Linked DNA regions of Mus musculus: region 2 is linked to region 1. Evidence: chromatin contacts called from ENCODE Hi-C or POLR2A ChIA-PET data. All regions are on one chromosome and are shown on one strand. The core of a region is the stretch at or near the end of the contact, and the rest is flanking DNA. Distances in the headings are between cores, read along the strand shown. Region 1 overlaps Coro2b (coronin, actin binding protein, 2B). Region 2 holds the start of Coro2b (coronin, actin binding protein, 2B).

Region 1 (2,632 bases), core at 86-2,585:
TCTCTCTCTCTCTCACACACACACACACACACACACACACACACACACAAACACACACACACACACACACACACACACACACACACACACACACACACACACACACACGGCACATGGCTCAGCACCAGCTTCTCTACAGGCAAAGTGACTCGACGCCTACTTTCCTACCTGTGATTGACAGTGCTGAAGAGTTCTAATTATTCAGACTGCTGACGCACACTTCCTCTCCCCAACAGAGATGTCACAGCTCCCGCCAGCAAGGCTTCTCCCACTTAGTGGTAACCTTAGGGGAAGGGGCAACCAAGCCCTGTCACCAAGTACCCCAGAGACACCTTATTGCCCCCCCCCCTTTTTTTCCCACTGCCAATTGACAGGGAGCCAAGCTCTTTGTCTTTGTAGCCACAACTTGGAGGCCAACTGGCTATAGGGACCAGAGTGTAGGGTCCAGTGTGGGACCATGGAGCCAGAGAGAGATAATGTCATTCCCTCTAACCCCTGGGCGGCACAGATGCCCACTGCCCAGCATGCACATATGGTGCACCAATCATTTGAAAGGCTTCCCAACCTAGGTCTACATGACCATAGCCATTGTAGCCTTGCTGTGTACCCTGGCCTGGAGACTCCCAGAACTCATGATGCTTCAAGAGGAAGGACTCCTTACCCTGGGGGCTCTCTAAACACAGAGCTCCAGCTCTTACAGAGTGAGGAGCACTTTTCGCAGATAGATCTGCCATGCTCAACTTTTAGCCTCAGCTGTGAACTAACCTTGTTTAGAAAGTGACTCTGTATGGCCAAACGTTGAGAGTTCAAGACCAGCCAAAGCTACATAGAGAGTCCATATCAAAAAATGAAGAAATACTAGGGGCTACAGTGGCAGAGTGCTTGCTTAGCATAAATGAAGCTCGAGGTTCGGTTCCCCAGCAGAGCATTAATTAACGTGTGATATCCCACACGTGTAATCCCAACACTTGAGAGATATGGGCAGGAGGATCAGGAGTTCAAAGTTATCCTGAGCTACATATTAAATTTGAGGGCAGCCTGGGCTACATGTTCTAGAAAGAGGTGGGGGAGGCAGAGTGCCAGCATCTTTATCAAGAGCCAGTCACATAGGCGTCTTGTCTGTCACTGTACCTGAGATCTGGGAGCTGGGCCAAATAGAGAGAGGGAAAAGGACAGAGAGTGGGAGTGAGCAGGAAAAAAGGAAAGAGGGGAAGGGGGAGGCATCTGCAGCGTAGGTGATGTCAGCTGAGGCGTGCAGCTGAAGGCTCCCCAGGAGCATCTTGGGTAAATGTAGGTGTGGGAGGCTCAGGAGAGGTAGCATTCCTTGTACTGGGCATGAGCTGGGCATCTTGGCGTTGACTCTGCCTGTGTCCGGTGGGTGAGGGGAAATTAATAAGCCTCCCTCTGTAAGAGCAGATGGAGGGGCACAGAGATGTTCAGAGGCTTGCTCAGGCCACACAGCCACTCTGCAGTATGATGGGACTAGAATGTAGGTCTGTGTAGATTCCAGTCCAGGCTTGTCATCCTTCTCTTGAAGCTCCCAGGAGGCCTCACGGTGTGGTCTTCACTGGAAATAAGCATATCTCAGGACCCAGCCACTGGATGGACTGACTGACCCTGGGAGGTTATCTGAGCTATCTGCCTTCCACTGGGTGGGGCTCCCTTGAGGATGTGGGAGGGGCTGGCCTATCATCAGGCCAGGATCCTAAAGGGACTTCCTGACTACAGAACCCTGCTGGGCAGGCCAGGAACAGCATTTTGGAGCTCAGCTCTGCTCAGAAGGCCCTGGTCCCTTTTCCTGCTGTTTCCAAGGGGAACCCGGCTGGCCAAGGAGAACCAAGGCTGAGGGCGATACCAGGAGCAAGAACAGGTCTGAGGTCAGCTGTGAGGCTAGCCTTGAGACTGAGCTGTGGCTGGGCAGGAAAAAAAGGGCATGCCCGACTGGCAGAAGCTGGAATGAGCAAAGACAGCACCTTCCCGTGGAACTGGAATTTAGAATATTGTACTTTGCAGGGACAACATGATTTCTATAATTTCACAGTGGGATGGCTCTCTAAGCAGGTGACAGACCTGTAGTATATCTTTCACACCATATTTTTAAACTGATCTTTCCTCCTCCTCTTCCTCCTCCTCTTCTTCCTCTTCTTTCTTTACTTTTCCCCTCATTAGCATTCATTCACAATAGCATCTGTGACATCAAAGGTCTGGAATATGTGTTAATTTTTTTCTAATGTATTAAAATAGACATACAGCTGCTAAAATTAAACCTTCATCTCCCAGCACTTGGGAGGCAGAGGCAGGCAGATCTCTGTGAGTTCGAGGACAGCCTGGTCTACACAGTAAACTCCAGGACAGCCAGGGCTGAATATTGAGGCTCTGTCTCAAACAAAAACAAGATTCCTTCTTGACATCTTGGCTAAGACCCAGTGCAGAGCTTGTGAGCCAGGTGTGTGGTCATTGCTCAGAGGCAAAACTGAGTGCCTGCTGGGTGTCGCCCAGGCTGAGCTCACTACAAGATTGGTATGGGCTTCCCTGCAAAAGGCAGCAGCCCATAGAAGGCCCCCATAGATCCTCCGCTCACCCTCCAAATGCTTCAAAAGTCGAACCTGCTGACTGCTCAGAGCCTAGGCTG
Region 2 (2,632 bases), core at 72-2,571, 45 kb before region 1:
GGGGCCAGCTAGCTCCCTGCTGTACTGTCCCATGTGGAGACAACCCAGAGACTCTGAACTAAGTGTACAGTGGTTGGATGTCAGGTAAGGATGGGGTTCAGAGAATGAAGCCGGCATTTCTGGGGCGGGTGGGGGGGGGGTGAGGCAGTAAAGACTTGAGGCCTGGCATGACTACACCTAGGAGGGGTCTGGCGCAGAGCCAATGCCTGAGGCCTGAAGCTACATCTGCTCTCCCTAGAGACCTAGTAAAGTTGCTGCAAGGCCCCTGGAGACGGACAGGTGTTTATACCCTTCCCAAGATGCAGAAGAAGTTCAAAGATGGCAGCAGCTGTGGAGGAACTCTGTAACTCACAGACACAAGTCCTGGCTCTGTCACTGTGTCAGACCAGGTACGTCCCCCCACGAAATCTGCTCATTCTTAGGGATGCCCCCCCAAAAAACCCAAAACACCAACAAAAACTAAGATAAAACAAAACAAAAAAAACTGTAAATAAAAATATCGGGATCTATGCCAAAGCACTTTATAGTAGTTGTCACTGTGTGTAGTACTGTTCTAGAAATACAGCTGCGGAATGGAGCAGGCATCCTACCTCCCTGTTCCTGCACCTTCCTCCGGGGCAGGTGCTCACACTGGACTGCAGTGAAGAAACTCTGAGAGCAGGTGGCACACTTCAGAACCCCCGGGGGGGGGGGGGAGAGAGAGAGAGAGAGAGAGAGAGAGAGAGAGAGATGCTCCAAATACCTCATTCCCTCCTCCCTTCTCTGTGGTTGCAGCGGCTCCTTATCTGTCCAAACCGGTTTTGCCCAGGTACTCGCATGGCCATATTCAGGCAATTGTACTTGAAATTCCTGCAGCTGCTACAGGGTGTAGGTAACCTGGCTGGGATTTGCCTAGAGCAACTGTACCTGTCATCTCCCCAGTGATGTGAACACTCTTGAGGAGGGTCGGTCCTGCCTCTCTTACAGAGAGCTCCCCCTGTGTCCCTATAACTATAGAACGCAGGATCTGCAAAGGAAACCTCTAAGAAGCTTGCCACCAAGCAGAGAGCCTCTGGGCGAGTCTGGCGAGCCAACTGGGCCCAATGCCCCTCTGTCTAAGTACTTTACACTCAAGTCCTGCCACTTCCTATGTAACATGGACCACATTGGCCTTAGGCGAGCTCATCACTGAGATGCGAAGGAGTGCTTCCACGAGCCCTCCTGGCCACCCTGAACTCGTGTGGCAGCTGCGGGACCCGTAGCGGGTGGACTTTGGGAACCTCCAGGGGGCGACCAGCCCTGGGAAGGCATCTCCGGCCGCGCGCCGCGCCCGTCCAGCTTGTGACTTCACCGGGCGCCCGGAGCCAACGCGGCACCGAAGGCCGGGTCCCCGCCCACGGCCCCGGCCGCAGGTGCCAGGAGCCCGAGGGGGCAGCGCCTGGACGCGCGGGGCTGGGGACCGTCAGGCGCCCGGACTGCACTCCCGCCTCTGCCTCCGCCTCCTCTTTGTAGCGAGTCCCCGGTCGGTCCTCCCCGCCCCCCGCGCGGCCCGCCGCCCGCCTTTCTTCCTGCCTCGCCTTCCTGCGGCGCGGCGGCCTCATCTATTATAGATGCTCGGCCGCGGCTGACATCAGCCAGCGGCCTCCCGAGCGCGCGGTCCCCAGCCCGGCCCAGCCGCCTGCCGCCGCCCGCGCCCAGCCCCACCGCCCGCTTTCTGTATGACTGTCACAAAGGTAAGCAGCGCAGATCGTCGCCACGCTGGGGACCCGCGGGTGCTACAACCCCCCGGGCAGGGACTTGAGGGGCTTAGGAAGGGATCGCGCGCGCGCGCGCGCTCCAGCTCCCAGGAGTCGCTCGGCCCCCAGGGGACTACGGGATGCCGGGAGGGGATGCTCCTTTGCAGCTATCCTGGACGGTGTGGACCACATCACTGTGCGCCCCGGGACTGCATTTTTAACTCTTGTGGAAGGTGCTGCAATTTTAACCCCTGGAAAGCTGCTTCGGGCTGGCTGGCGCTCTGGGTGTCTGTCCCTCAGTGTCACGCGCCGTAAGGACTGAGGGATCCATGCTGATGATGCAGGGATGGGCTGGCCATGCTAGTCAGACACACAAGGGAGCTGAACCCCACCTGCCTGTCTTTGCCATTTACCCCAGAAGCCTGGGCCTGACTCCAAAGCTACCCTGTAGAGGCGCTGCCGGATCCCTGAGTGGCTGCCAGAGACAGGGAAGGTTCTACTGCATGGGGTGGGATGGGCAGGGAGTGTGACAGAGAGGAGCAGGTAGGCATCCTGGCAGACCCCAGTTTGGAAGAGGTTCTTGGACTTGTCACAGGAGCCCGGGTTTGTTGAAGAACTTTTTTGGGGACGTCTTCCCTGCCAATGGAAGAATGGAGTTAAGAGGAGAGACCGTTGGGGCAGTGGGATAAGCCCTGGGCCAAGGCAGATTTGAGTCTCTCTACGGAGAAGGGCTAGGCCTAGTTTGGGCTTAGGTTTCCTTTTCTGCAATGGGATAAGATGAGCCTTGGTAGTGGTGGGACAAACAAGTGAAGAGTATGAACTGTACTCTTCCCAGGTTCTGTTGGAGTGCTGACCTCACACCCTGGCATCGGCCTTAGCCGTGGATTTGGCCGTCTATACACCTTAGGCCAGACTCC

What was found. A loop is a pair of places that touch in the nucleus more often than their neighbours do. ChIA-PET counts read pairs that join two places held with the same protein, here RNA polymerase II (POLR2A).
Region 2: a map of left cerebral cortex shows a loop between it and region 1 (2.8-fold over the local background). The contact joins the promoter of Coro2b here to the enhancer-like site in region 1. A Hi-C loop is called at or near these places in 6 of 37 maps with a recorded cell type or tissue (CH12.LX, Patski, adrenal gland and 1 more). POLR2A ChIA-PET finds 5 or more read pairs at or near these places in 3 of 5 experiments (Patski and embryonic stem cell).

Annotation. Positions count from the first base shown.
Region 1 is chr9:62,490,368-62,492,999 of GRCm38, reverse strand. All of the region lies in intron 1 of Coro2b (coronin, actin binding protein, 2B), which reads left to right. Among named protein-coding and RNA genes, the nearest start is that of Coro2b, 45 kb to the left of the region's middle. Within about 2 kb of position 1,335, at least 1 of the 3 ENCODE cell types and tissues checked has a DNase peak (open chromatin) inside an H3K27ac peak, as active enhancers do.
Region 2 is chr9:62,535,733-62,538,364 of GRCm38, reverse strand. Coro2b (coronin, actin binding protein, 2B) reads left to right here and starts at 1,321. Exons shown (of 12, transcript NM_175484.3): 1 at 1,321-1,712. The coding sequence starts at 1,698. It overlaps Gm39352 (a long non-coding RNA gene), which reads left to right. Exons shown (of 4, transcript XR_870833.1): 3 at 1-84; 4 at 239-484.